Linked DNA regions of Homo sapiens: all the other regions are linked to region 1. A link is a loop called in an ENCODE intact Hi-C map of the cell type or tissue named here. Cell type or tissue: gastrocnemius medialis. All regions are shown on one strand.

Region 1 (5,000 bases):
TAATATGTACTCTTAAAGAGAAGGCACGATTTCACTGTATCAGCTGTCAACTGCTACAAGGGTACAGAAGAGCCTGAAATTTAGTGACCAAGAGAACTGAAGAAGTAAATCAAAGAGTGTCATAACCCTGGCACATGTCCAGGCTACTCTCTCATCCCTATGTGAGCTCATAAGTGCACACACACACACACACACACACACACACACACCACCAACCTGGTCTATAGGCAAAGGAGAAGTAATCATCAATATGGTAATAAATACATAAGAAAAGCAACAAACCCACTAGTGATATATTCTGTAACAAGCGCTTGGTGTTACGCTTCACACCATTGGTGAAGCATTTTTTTTTCTTGTTTTATTCAGAACACTTGTCAGAAGACTCTTTCGTTTTATTTCATCTACACATGTCTTCAAAACTAAGTGCATAACTAGGAGGAAAAGACATTGCCTTAAGATGTTAGAGGCCTAAGCACAAGATATGTGTTTATGTTTGTATGTGAATATATGTTTTATATATAGATAAGAGAGATCAGCATATATTAATCTGTGACCATATAGCCACTGTTTCCTAGTAATCAAATACGTAATCTAAACATCTATGGAAGACTAGCTTTACATAAGAAAATATACACCTTCTTAAAATCATGGTATTAAAATTATGTGGTTGACTTCAGTTTTTAAAAGATGCCTCTGTCTCAGCAGCAAATCAATAAGTAAATATACAAAGAAAAGACAGGCGTTACTAGTTTAAGATTAAATGTTAGGAGAACTAAGAAGTAGGTCTTTAGTTTTTCACGATTTATGTACTTTCATTAGAGGGAAGCTCATTCTTTTGTAGCGTCTCTCCAAAGCCTAGTAACTTCCTGCCTTGTGGTTAGACTTTATAACCAAGTAAAATAATAAAGTTCCCTTTAATTTTTGGTCTTTACATTCATTTGGAGGGAATAGGTAAGTGGTAAACATTTTTTAAAACATCTTTATACAAAAAGGATAAACTTTCAAAGGTCTAATCTCTTGGCCTTTTAAAAACCCTCAGCCACACCTTAACTTTACTTGAGATATAGTGAAAGAAAATCCAAAATGATTTATATGTCCTTTCCTGACTATTCATATTAAGATAATAACAAAAGACCTTATTAACAAAACACTTTGGGCAATTATGATAAGACCACAATTTTTTAAAGCTCAAAAGATTCATGCAAATAAAATCTTTGACATTTTCTTTCAAAAAAAATATTTTCACTTTCCTGCAGCACTAATAAACAGCTAGGAACTGTGTATGTGGGCAAGGGAGAATGAATGTAACAGGTGACGAGAGCATAATGAACTTGTTCTCTTAGAAAAGGATTTGTCAGTCACATTTTGCAATTGTTGAAGGAAGCTTGTATCAAATCATAGAAACAGTTCGGAAAATAATTATTCTTTTTATACATAATTTTTGTATAAAGGCAAGCCTATTACTTAGTTCCACAACAGTTGATTTTTCCTTAAATCTTTGCAAAAGAGAGCTAAGTAATGCTTCAAAATTGCCTTATAACTGAAAGCACATTCATTTTTTTCTTAAAAGCTTTCTTCCCTTTGAAGAGTTTTGGAGCTTCTAACTCCAATATATTTTTTCAGTTTCTTAGTTTACTTTAGCAAACAGAATGTATAAGTCTCCAAAAACAAGAGCCTACTCTAGTAAATTTTATTTTTTAAGTGAGTATACAAAATTTGTATTACGCAGCTGCTCTTTAAAAAGTTTAAATGAATGTGACGCACGAAGTAACCACACAGACCTCTATATTTCATCAGATCAACAGGGTGAAAGCACATGTTTCACTTCGTCTCAGTTGGTAACATCTAATGCAGTCACCTTGTTAATAAAATTGCTTTTTTAGCAAAGTCAACAACAGCAATGATATCTTGGCACTTAATAAATTGTAAAACTGAATCTGCAATTTTTGCCAAAGAAAAACATTTCTATTAACATTTCTAGGAATAGTCTCTATAGGCTCTGATATTTTTAAAATAAGAAGCACATTTAAAGTAGAGTTATAAGTATGACTACACGGGGAGTTAAACAAAATTTACACTCTGAGACATTGTTCTCCAGAAAACATAAGCCTAGCAACTTTCAAAATATTTGCACCAAAATAAAAACTACTTGGTACCATTTCAAATTTTTTTAAAGTGTGTAAAGTTTCAATGAAATATGAGCAAACAAGACAAAAAGAAACAAAAGAAGTTTGCATGCCGCTTCCTAAAAGAAATTTAAACAATTCTTTGCCAGGAATAACATCCACATACTACAAGAAGGGAACTGTTGAAATCAAACACACTTACTTTTTAATATGTAAAGATGCACTTTTTTTTTTCCTATTTTAAGTTAAAAATAAGAGGACACACCAGTGATCTTGCTGGCAGTCAGATAACGCACAGGCCCTGACCCTTCAACTGGCCAGGAATTCTCACACAAAGCTCTTTTCATGCAGACTGCGCTATATATTCCTAAGATAAGGCGGCAAAACATGAAGCCGTGGAGAAGTGACACAAAGTCGAACTAAATGAAATGTTTACATATATTCTGTCACACCGTTGTTCCTTCATCATCTATCCCACACATGATTTGCCTAAAACAATGCTGATTCAAGTTGAAGAGAAGCATGATTTAAACCAAAGGACAATTTTCAGAAAAAGGACACACGAGACAATACAAATATTGTATTTTTCTGTTTGCATCACCAAGGTTAGTGTGAAATCAAGCAGAAACAAAACCACATCGTCTAAGAACTTCTAAGAAATGCTTTTGCTATAATTTCCCTCAAAGCACAACAGATTTCTTAACTTGTTTTACAACATAGAAAGTATATTTTAAATATAATATCTTAAATCTGCACTCACCATGAAAAAGCAACAGTTGCGTAGAGTAAAAGTGTGCTATTTTCTGCCCCTGTTCCATTTCAGTTTTGCCTATGGTTGTCCAACACCCAAAAGCCCAGAGCTGCCACCCAGAGGCCCCTTCCACAAGCTGGCTTATTTGCCTGTCAATCTGAGTGCCGGCTTCTCTATTATGCAGCTGTGCACTTTGCTGAAGTTCTAATATAATTTCCATACGCTTGCCACCGCCTGAAGTAGGCGATTTGTTCTTTCAGTTCAATGAATACTCAAATCACTTTTCAGGTAACTGTAGGATCAAGCTTTAAGTTGTTCACCCTCAAGTTAAGGAGTTCTTGGTAAGAAGTGGGTGGAGAGAAGTAAGCTCACTACAAGGGAATTCAGAGTGTAATCAGAACGCAGAGAGAAACTTCCTCTTTTTTCCTTCCTTGCTAGCCTGAGCTACTAGTGCCTCTTTCACAGAACTTAGGAATGTAAAGGGAGGACGCAAAGAGGCCCCGCCAGACAACCCTTTCTCAATCAATTAGCTTGCAGCCATTACTTGTGACCTTAGGTCACACAGCATAAGTGTGTGGGGCGTGCCTTCAGGGGTCCCAAGGCTACTTATTACAGCTTAGATAACCAAAACCAAGCAGACACTAAAATCTAGAAATACTTTAATAGAAAATGTACTGAAGATGTGACTAAAGGTAAACTCCGAGTTTTTTTTTTTTTTTTTGCAGTAACTTTTTGCAGTAACTACTATCTAATCCAGTCAAATATATTTTTTTTTTTTTTACATTAAGAAATCTAAAACAATGTTTTCCATGTTGGATCAAACAGGATTTAGAATGAAGCAGTGAAACTTTTTTTTATATTAAATTTCAAGCTGGGAATAGAGAAATGACAAATAATATATCATATAGATCACAGGATCATATATGTGTTACTCATATAGCTCAGGTTCCAAGGTCTCATTTGAGTTTTGTAAAGAATGCTGGTTTATTACACCTAACTGCAGAGTAGAACTACTGTAAACAAAGTTCTCTATGCTTAAGGAAGTCAAAATAATATCACTTTAGGGGCTAGGAACAACTATTTTAAACTCTAAAGATTACATACTATCTTAGTATCATGATTTCTCTCATTCTCATAGTTGTTTTAATGAGAATTTCCTTTTGAGCTCTATGTCAGACAAATGTTTTTTCTCTTTAACATTTTTTTAAAATGAGAACTCAAACTAACGGAAAATAGGAGAAACACTAAAGGAAAAGGTAATATTTTAAAACTACAGATTTGTGTAAATTTCATACTGTAAGTTTTCATATTCCTTGAAAACACTAAAAAATAGTAGCCGCCACCATCAATAAATCAATGATACAGAAACATCAGGCAATTTTATTTCAAATTAAATCCATGCTTTTGAATAATACAACCCAATTAAGAAGCACAGGCTTTGATACTGATTGGATTAGCCAATCTCTTCCCTCCAAAAAGGCTGTTACTCAGAAATGGATTTGCCACACCCACGTTTTCTCAACCTTGTTACTTGATGATGCCACAAGGCATGTCTGACTCAGCACAGTGCAGGAATGGCAATATTCCTCATGGATACCTGGCCAACTAAATTGTCTGCAAAGTGGACAGTGACATAAATAAAACAGACAAACCAAAAAAAAAAAATCAAGAATAAATAAGACAGGTGTAAAAAAACAGCGGCCAAATAATACTGTCTGATGGATAGAGTCAATTTTAAAAACTGCAGTAACAAATAATGTGGTAATAGGAGTGTTAAAATCAGTTATGGGTGGGGGTTAGGGCAGAAATTAAGAGTTTCTACTTTCTCCAATATACAATAGAGAGTCACTGATAGGTTTGAAAAAACAGATTGACATTGCCTCTCAATAAATTTTAAATAATAATAATTTGATGTCTTTTAGTGATTCTGTTATGGACGTTTTATATATTGAAAACAGGCATTATTGAAAACCATTTTTGGCTCTTTAGCCAATAGATATGTAGAAAATCAAAAATTCTAATTACTGTTTGAGGAATACCTAGTTTTTAGAAATTTCTACAACTCAGCACCACCCTATCATTGCATGTTTCATCTTACTCTGTTATAAAAAGAGCAAGCTTTT
Region 2 (5,000 bases), 140 kb before region 1:
CACCATATTTTATTTTTCCAATGAACATCTGGATTGCTTCCATCTTTTGCCTGTTGTGAATAATGCTGACATGAGCCTAGATGTATAAATATCATGTTTTCAATTATTTTGTGTGTATACCCAGTTTTTGTTGCTGCAACAGAATAATAGTATCGCATCTTTGGAAAAGAGAATTTAACAAAAATTAGCCAGGCATGGTGGTGGGCACCTGTAATACCAGCTACACGGGAGGCTGAGGCAGGAGAATCACTTGAACCCAGGAGGCAGGGGTTGCAGTGAGCCAAGATAGTGCCACTGCACTCCAGCCTGGGCCACAGAGCGAGACTCCATCTCAAAAAACGAAAAAAAGAGAATTCAGTAATTCCTTCATCACTTTATATAACACCAGCTTGAGTTTCATCATTCAATAAATATAGTCTAATAGTTTTATTCCTTAAATGTACTTTGTTGCCCATGTGGAATAGATTATAGTGGCTTAAATTCTTTCTTCCACTAACCTTGAAACTTACAAGTTTAGTCTCTAAACTACGTGGTAATAAAAATTACTTTCATTATAAAACAGGTTTATAACAAATATTTTATATACATCAAAAGGTTGAAAAGATTTCAAATTTTAGAAAAAGAAGGACTCCTTAGAAAGAATTACAATATATCTCAGTTGATAGCCTGTATATGTAACCATTAACATCAATTTAAGTTAATACCAACCAGATTCTAACTCATAATTTTAAAGTTTATAGTTTTATAGTATGTTACATGCTTCTCTGTAGTTCACCAACAATACTTCACAAGAGCAAAAATCAGTACACTTCAAGCAAAGTTTAAAACCTGAGGGTCAAAATTAGGAAATATCTATTCATTTAAGCAAAGTGACTAAATGTACTCAAAAGAAGCAGAACTGCTTTTCATACAAATGAATGTCCCTTCATCAAAGCACAGTGCTAAATGCTATTATTTGAGGCAAAACTTTATAAATATAAATAATTTATCACACATTTTATGATTCACCATACAACTAAGGAATGTAACATAGCTTGAAATCATGTAAAAATGTTTACAGCGTAAGAACGACAAAGAATTCAAAAACATGAAGTATGCTTGCTCTAATAATTTAGAAAACAATAGATACTTTCATGGCCTATTTTCCCCAGAACAGGTTTATCATATTATTAATTTTATCCAGAGTCTTTGTTTTTTTTTTATGTCCTCGTGGTTTATATGTGCTACTGCATAATGTGTATTTGATGTCAAAATTTTCTTCATTGAAAGAAACTTTTTAGGGTGTTAGTACATTCATGTGTCTATGAATTTACCCAGTGACAATTGTTGCTGATACTAACATTTATTGTTCACTAGGTGCTACATATTATACTAAATAATTTACATACTTAGTTTTAACTATATAAAATTGTGGATGTTTATTTTTCATCTATAAAGAGGACAATTTCATATGGCTCATCCTGAGATTTTAGCTCATTTATTTCCCATAAGAACCATGAGATAGTTATTTATGTATGTCTATTTAGATATATTTAGTTATGATTTATTTTATTTTACAGATGATGAAACTAAGTCATAGAGATGTGAAATATCTTGTCCAAGTTTACCTACATAGTTAAGTAACAAACTCAAGAAATGAATTTGGCAATTTGACTGTATAGGCCATTGAATGAACTAGTCTATTACATTATAACAACAAGATAACAAGCGGTGAAATATACTCTGTGGGGGAGTTTGCTTCATTTCTGGACTCCTTCCCTTTGGTAACCCACTCGAAGCCTGTAACTGCCTAAAGTATGATCTGACTATAAACAGGAGCATGGTATCACCTAAGAGCTGCTAGAAATGCAGACCCCCGGGGAGTCTGAATCTGCATTGTAACAAGATTCCCTCGTTACAGTGTTTCGTATGAACCTTACCTTTTAAGAACAGATCTAAGCTGTCTTCATTTTTAAGACTTAATAAGCACATGCAAAACAATCCATCTACATTCAAAAGGTAAAGACAAAATAAGTCTACATGTAATAAAATGTCCTGGTTCAGGTAACCTGTGTTCAATAAGAAATAATACTTTAGATGTAATTTTGGGTGTACACAAAATGAATTCTCGTGAATGCATGCATTCCCCACACCCTTTCTTTTCGTCCTACATACCTCTTTAACTTATTCGGTGAATAGATGTCTATTATGTCTCTATTGTCATGAGATTGTGTCTTCAGTTTGCCATTTTGCTCTCTGCGATTCACACAAACTGTGGCTTTCCCTTTACACTTAGAACTTTAGGGCTTTATGTACAATCCCTGACATAGTGACAGGGAGTATTTCTTCCCACTAGATGGCAGTAACGGCAATTTAATAATACATATAAAGACACTTCCAGCTTGCTACAGGGCACTGCAAACAATGAGTGAGGGTTTCGTGAATTGCTGGACTTAATATAGGGAGCAATGACTTGGTGACAAATTGGAGAACAGTTTTTCTCTTTTGATGTCTATGTTTAAATTTTGTTTTGCATGCTTTTCAAGATTAAAAGCAGTCTTGTTTGCATATCTCTTACCCCTAGTTATAAGGAGCAGCTATTTTATGAATAATTTTCACTGGTAAGAGTGATAGACAGGTGGTTGCTAAAATAAGATATTTTGTTAGCATGACTATATAAATCATTTTCTTATTCCAGTTTTTAAGGAGATCTTTCCTTTTTTCTATAAATGACCATATATATAATTTCTAAATGCAGATATTCAAGATTCTCATGAGAAATCACATCTTGGATTGATAAATTTATTTTTATTAAGTTTCTTTCCAGTAAATGTTTTAAGAAGGCCACATACAAATGCCCTGTAGAAGTTAGGCAATAACAGCAAGGAGAGAAGAAGTTTATAGTAAAATGACAATAGGATTTTAACACATACAAATGCAATTCTACTGACATTCTATTTAGTGTTTAAATATGATTTTTTGCATTCAGAATGTTTTTACATGAATACTTAAGAAAAGAGAGAGGACAAAGCTTATTAATAAAGATGTAAATTTCTTTAGGGATATAATTATGCAACCTCATTGTTGCCTTGATGTTTCAAGGGATTGAAAATACTTTTGCCATTGATCACACTTGTCTTATATTGATCTGTGTTGAAACTCTAAAAGTGCTACCCCAGTGCTTCTCAAACTAACTGTGGTCTAAGCCAGACTATTTTTTTCCTAAATCATGAAGTAATGTTTTCCAATTTACAGTAAAAGTGGATAACTAGAGAAACTAAATGTAAAAACTGACATTAAAACATTCATATTTTATTACTTGAATCAACAGACAAATGTTGGGTTGATTTTCTATGAAATTTTCTAAAGGCTTACTCTCTATTTTTGTACTTCCATGTTTTCTAATGGGTATCAAACTGTTCTCAGAAGGGCCTGGCCCATGGACCCCACTTTGCATAGTGCTGCTCTAGACTGCTTCCTAGCAGAATGGAGCCACATCTTCCTGGGGAGTTAGGTTCTAAAGCAACCATGCATGGTGAAAACCTGGGGCCTCTCAATTAGTCTAATAAAGGCAGAATTTTTATTTTTGTTTTTTAATTTGGCTTCTTTGTTATCTGTTAATTAACCAGTTAATGATATGACTGGTTTCCATTTAGATGCTATGCAGTAGGAAAAATACATATATCTTAATGCTGGACTTACACTGAGCACAAGATAGGTGCCAAAGATGTGAAGTTCCCAGGCACAGAAACTGATACATGTCTCCCAGCTGGGACTCAGGTCTTCACCTCTGGAGAAGGAACACTGTCTTTTGCCACTATTTTACGTCTTTCAATCTGCATCCTCCTCCCTCCACCCCCAACTGCTCTTTTTCTTCCCTAGAGTGAGTACCAATGACCATATTCTCTTCCAGAGCCACATCAAAAGATTAAACAACGGCAACTTATACTGTTAGAAGGAAAAACACGATCTCTGCTCATAGAATCTGACAGTTTGTAGACATCAGCTGAGCTATGCTCACCCACTTTGGAGCAGGATGAAAGGCCAAACAACCTTCTGTGAGGACATTTTTCAGAAGCACTTTAGTAATAGGTCAATGGCAAATAGGCCTAAACTCAGATGTTTTGTGTCTGAGATCTCAATTCTGTTTGGATATTGTCACATTAATTTTCTAAGAATGTTATTTAATTTCAATATTATCCCATAAACAGGTATGTATGAAGAATATAAATATTCATACATACATTTTGAAGGTGTTTGACACATGTCAAACTAACATCAGCAACATATGTTTTACATCCAAAGTCCAAGATGAGTTAAGTGTCAACTTTTATCATTTGATTTTATGTAATTTAGCTGAGACAGGCCTCAATCTTAGCTTTAGACTATTTTGGATTTGGCCGTATATATACAAACTCATTTATCACTAAATTGAAAATATTTTCTTAAAAAAATACTCATGGAGTTATTTTAATTTCAGAACTTTACTAATACTTTTTATGATTTTAAATATATTTTCTGTTTTTCTCACTCTAATATAATGTCCAAAATGGGGAATATATTAAAATTATCCAGTTTATGTATCACATAGGAAAACACACCAAATTTCCCTAAGTACATACATTTATTTGCCAGGCATAGATCAGAAAACTAGAACATTTTATCTGTGCTAGTTTCTCCATTTGACTTAACGCTCTGTTTTTATTTGTTTTGTTATTGTATCAAAGGTGTATGTTTAAAAAATATCAATCAGTATTTGAAGCTCAAGTTAAAACTAGCACCATTTATCACTCTGTCAGACTTTAAAAAATACACACATAAAACAAACAAAATAATAGTAACCACAAAACAAAAACACTACACAAAACTGATCTGCATACCATGTAAATCTGTTTTTAAGAAAGCAGTCCTCAGGAAACTAAGAACCAATTAGTAGAAGAATAACTTACACAAGAACTATTTTCTAATTTTCTGATACCATCTACTTCCAAGCTAACACTTAATGATTGTATCATTGCCTA
Region 3 (5,000 bases), 85 kb before region 1:
CACTTATTACATGTCACAAAAGAGCCTGAATGGGTATTCAAATAACTGCTGTAATCAAAAGATTCTTTTTTTCAAGGAAATGACCATAGATTTTTATACTTATTTTTGCTCTGCTATGGGTATTCTAGAATGATGGAAAGATTCTCATTTGTTTCCCCATCCCCTGGCCCCCCGGAAGCTATTGAATTGTTCTGGTTTTGTACAGTGTAGAACAATTCTGCAATAATAAAACATTTCAACTTTGTACAAAAGGTGAAGCTTTCCATTTGAAGTTTTTCTTTACCGGAAAAAAAGTAGAGAAAATGGACTGACAGCTTTAGAAAATTCAAACAATTCCCCTTGCCAAGATACGTATTTTGTGAGTTTTCTTTAATTTTGGATTTGGTGCATATGTTTCCTCTAACAATGAATGCTTTCAATTTCAGAGTTCAGTTTCTGCTCTCCCTACTCAAACCAATCTTCACCTTTTAATAGGCAATTATTTTTCTAATTGCTTTGTAAAAACTTTTTTCAGGATGATTGGGAGACACTCAGCTCTAAGGTATACATTATGGTTGCATTTAAAACAAACAGAGTGGGCTATAAACTGTAAAATGGCACTTGATTGGTAAAAGCATCTTAGAATAAGAAAAAGAAGCAAAAAGACTGTACTTCAAAGTACTAGAAAACTTTTGTAACTTACGAATTCATAAAAATCATAGGGGAATCTATTGAGAAGAATTCTTTTAAGGAACGAAGTGAGCAAAGCAGTATTGGCTGTGATTGTTTTAATGGGATAAGTAGTGTTGCAATATTTTCTGCCATTGGCATTAAATCTCACTTCACAAAATGGAATACTCTCCCACTGCTTTTTCTCTTTATAACCCATTACTTACATGGAAGTATATTTTTTTAATGTTGAAAAAAATACATAAAACCAAGCTTTCATGATCTCAACTGTTTCATATATATTCATTTGAAATACAATGTTTTGAAAAACATTTTCATGTGGCAAAATGAAACAGGAAAATACTGTTAGAAAACAAGAATAAGTAATATTGCTATATATTATGAGAATTTAACCATCAGGTGTGAAAAGAAAGGCAATCCCACTCAGCTCTGTGATACCTCACAAAAGCATGTTTAGCAATGCTAATTTTAGCATTGCCTACACAAATAGAATAATAAAAATACATGTGGCTAAGCAGTTGAGATTTGTAATTGCGATATTGCATAGATGATTCCAAAACAATTCAATTCAAATCAGGAAAATTAGTTGATATTTCATGAAACCAACTAAACCTAAAATAAAAGCTTCCTTCAATCTCGATGTTTTAAAATTAATTTATGACAGGCTGTTTAAAAGACTTGTTTAATTATTAATAGAAATGTTTTATCTCATGGTTCTCTTAAAAAGTTGCATTTGATATTATCTACCACTGACTAAACACAGAAGGTAAAATACACACATGGTTGGGCCAATATTGCAAATATCCTCATTAGTATCATGCTATAGAAAAACAATGAAGTGATTTTGTCACCAATTACTGACAATTAGCCTAAGTACAACAGTTAATTTCATGGAAATAAAACCACTATAAAATGAAAGGAACAAAACCTATCATAATTAATGGCATTTGTCTGCATTCCTCTACTGGTTATTTAATTAATGAACCATAAAAGTTTGAAGTAATTTGAACAGCTAAACACATATGCAAAATTAAAAAGCCTGTGTATCTGGATTTTCTGAATTTTAAGTATCTGTGGAAACATGTATTTGAGCAGCAGAATTATGTATATCGAGTTTTTATCCCCTGAACCTAAAGATGTCATACTTTCAGACAATGCATTTGTCAAACAATAAAACCTATTATATTAAGTTACAGAGAAATGTCTTGTGAGAGCTTGTCATTATCCTGTTATAATGCTTCTAGAGATAGTGAACTGCCAATAATTGTAAAAACATTATAATAAAAGTTCCTAGTTTCTCTCACTCTTTCTTCTCACTCAAACTTTTCTCTGCACTTGCTTCTCCCATAGTTTTTCTAATGTAACACTGTGGTCTGTGATCATGAGCGTGAGGATGTCCACTTGTGATCCCAGGTCAGTTTTGTCTCATGCATTAACTCTCTGCCACAAGTTTCAGAGCTTGCAGTGTCAGGATGTATTACGAAGTCAAATCAAGATTTAAGATGTTGTTCTGGCCTCTCCCAAAGCTGGAAAGGACTCATTTTGCAGGCTACCTACCAATTGACAAAGTAAAAACAACTCAAGGCCAGTGACTTCTAAAGCTAAACTTCAGAAAATGTACCCTTGCAAATATTTTTCCAGTTTCAACAAGTTCAGAAAACAACATTTTAAAACCTCACAAAACCTCTCTATTGACTGTTGCTTAATGAACAGCCACATGGATTTTAAAACTTTAAGTACACAAATAAACATTTTAGAGGTTTTTGGCTGTGCAGAGATAAGATCCTCTCTGGGGAGACGACTAGAAACGGCCGGGCTCCTTTGTGCAGACTCCTGGAATGTGCTTGCTTTTCATTTCTTTCTTTGTGTCTGGCACACTGGCCTCACAGGCAGTGTCTTAAGCCATGCAGGGTCAGGGCAAACAGAGAACTGCATTCATGGACAGATCAAGTTTATGTGAGAATCTGCTCCTCCACTGCCCTCAATCTCCATATGAATTGTTAATAAAATCTCAGCCTGAAAGCTCATCACCCCAACAGTGGGGAAGTCATGCAGAGAATCCTCTCGTTCAGAAAAACAAGATTTCTTCATCTTTTTCATCCTTCGCCAGCATTCGTGGGAATTCCGCCATGTAACCTCCTCCTGAACTAACCCGCACCCCCTCCCCAACCAATACCCCATTCCTCTCCACAACTCTCTAGGTCGCACCTGATCATCATCGGGGGAAGCGGGGAGCCGAAAGACAAAAGAAACATTCTTACACCCACAGCAAATCTACCACAATATCAACTTTGCCTCTGCAGTATTTTGCTGCTGTAAAAACCTTCAGGCAAAGGGAAATATCAATGCTTATTTCTTTTGCAGTTTGTGTCAAACACTAGAAAGACTTTCCCATAGCTTTATGACACCATATGAACTAGAGAGCCACAGATATAATAAAAGGTCACATAGAAAGCGAAGAACAGAGTCCTACCCTAATTAACTTGATATCTCCATGCAAATACTGGACAGGAACAAGACCCGATGTGTGTGGCAGGCAATCTTGCGTGTATCTTCTAACCTTGCTACAGTCTAGCTGGGCCTCTTCTTTCCTCTGCTTTTGCTCCTTGAAAACTGTTTTAATATCGAACGCTTTTCAGAGGGATGGGCTGATGAACGAAAACATGAATTTCCTGCTTGCCCTTTAAGGTGGGTTAAAGGGGGTGCTAGCAATCAATTACAGAACAAAAGAACAAAAAAAATGACTTAAGAACCTACAAGTGAATGTATAACAGTGTTTGCAGTCTATTTTTTTCATCTAAGTGCTTTATCTGTATTTATTTACCTTTATCATATATACAATATCTATTTCATTAAAAAAAGGATGTTTGCCCAGCAGCTCCCAAAGAAAAGCTGTTTTCTACTGAAAATGCCTTTAAATGCACTTAACTTTCATTTCAACTTGATGAGTTAACAAAGAGTAAAGAAGTTTAAAATTTTTTCTACATTTATGCTTCAGATTTTCAGATTGCTTTAACACACTCTGATCTATTTACAGAATAAAAAGTTGCATTTTCTAGTCTAATTAACATTCTGGCCCTATCAAATCTTTATTTTCTTATTTTATTTTGGTAAATAAGACAACATTAACTTTTAAACTCTGTACACAAATGATTCCAAGGTATCTTTCAGTAAACGTTTTTTGCTGCAGCTGCATATGTCAGAGAAAGTTGAATACTGTTTAAAAAGAATACTTCTAAAGTACATATAAATAAATCTGATTTGACTAAATATTATGCAAACCTCTATAACCATATATCCAGAAATGTTGTTAATATTTAAGAAGATAGAAATGCACAAACTCTCAAACACATGATTTCTTTTTTAAAGAGGTAAAATAAAAGAAACATAAAATCATTCCTTAACCATTCACATAAAAAAGTCATATACATTTATTATTTCACTGAATTTATCTAAAACAAAGTTGCTATTATAAATAAAACACGCATTTGCTCTATACCCATAGGTATCACCCTTCGTATGTGAATCATAGGAACCAGTAGGTCAAAGAATTCTCTTCTATCAAATTTGAGTCACAGAAATTTGACAAATTTTCAAAAGAAAGAAAATTTAGTTGTGTATTAAACATTCCAGTGCCTCATAGCATTCTATTTAGGTATTAAGATTTAGAAATTTATGAAATACATATTGGAACCATAATTGTAATATAAAGTTCAATATTATTATTCAGCATTGATATAAATTATTATTATAATTAATATGCATTCTACTGTTTCTGAAAGCATAGAAAGTCCAATGGCTCTTCAAATATACCTAAAAAATTTGCCTTTAAATATATAAAATCAGTAAATCAATGGATGCTGAAGACATACTTGCAGTTATGCAAATATGTGAAAAGGGCTATTTTAGAAAATGGAAAATGATCTGAAATATATATTCCTCTTTTGTGGAATAATTAAACAATAAGCTAATTTTATAGTAGTGAGTTTAATATTTAGTATGGCTATGTAAAAATCAATAATTTTTTTCATAAGACTATATGTTAATGAGTTATATCACATCAAAATGTTAATGTGATAGTTTACTTTCATTAATCACCAAAGGAATCATAATATTTTAGGACAGAATCTGTATTATCAAACCTCAATTTCTATTGTGACAAGTATTTTCTGAGAAGCAGAAATTATTGGTTTGACCATTCCCTTGAAGAATTTGCTCTTCAAAATATTAGTGAAGTTCTAGAGTAGGGCTCCCCATTCTTTTTCTAAGGGATGTGTTCCATTGATTTTCATGGGGTCTTGCAATTCATAACAAGGTGGAGGAGGAGGCAA

Evidence for each region. A loop is a pair of places that touch in the nucleus more often than their neighbours do. Peaks named below come from ENCODE experiments on the same cell type or tissue, not always from the same donor. Only the 100,000 strongest peaks of a DNase experiment are listed, where the experiment ranks them.
Region 2: it touches region 1 in a loop (7-fold over the local background); 28 of 110 quality-filtered maps call a loop at or near these places.
Region 3: a loop joins it to region 1, with 3 times the contacts of the local background. A loop is called at or near these places in 3 of 110 quality-filtered maps.

What each region holds. Positions count from the first base shown.
Region 1 is chr21:16,192,520-16,197,519 of GRCh38, reverse strand. The region is part of intron 3 of MIR99AHG (mir-99a-let-7c cluster host gene); the gene reads right to left. Among named protein-coding and RNA genes, the nearest start is that of SNORD74B, 90 kb to the left of the region's middle. RefSeq lists an enhancer at 2,924-3,684. In gastrocnemius medialis, a CTCF peak has its summit at 2,984 (motif pointing left); DNase peaks (open chromatin) are centred at 159, 3,009, 3,379 and 4,419; H3K4me3 peaks cover 3,610 bases; H3K27ac peaks cover 4,244 bases.
Region 2 is chr21:16,327,866-16,332,865 of GRCh38, reverse strand. The region is part of intron 4 of MIR99AHG (mir-99a-let-7c cluster host gene); the gene reads right to left. Among named protein-coding and RNA genes, the nearest start is that of SNORD74B, 46 kb to the right of the region's middle. In gastrocnemius medialis, a CTCF peak has its summit at 2,337 (motif pointing right); no DNase peak of the experiment used is centred here; H3K27ac peaks cover 900 bases.
Region 3 is chr21:16,278,005-16,283,004 of GRCh38, reverse strand. The region is part of intron 4 of MIR99AHG (mir-99a-let-7c cluster host gene); the gene reads right to left. Among named protein-coding and RNA genes, the nearest start is that of SNORD74B, 4.3 kb to the left of the region's middle. In gastrocnemius medialis, a CTCF peak has its summit at 2,553; DNase peaks (open chromatin) are centred at 2,534 and 3,198; H3K4me3 peaks cover 3,900 bases; H3K27ac peaks cover 4,833 bases.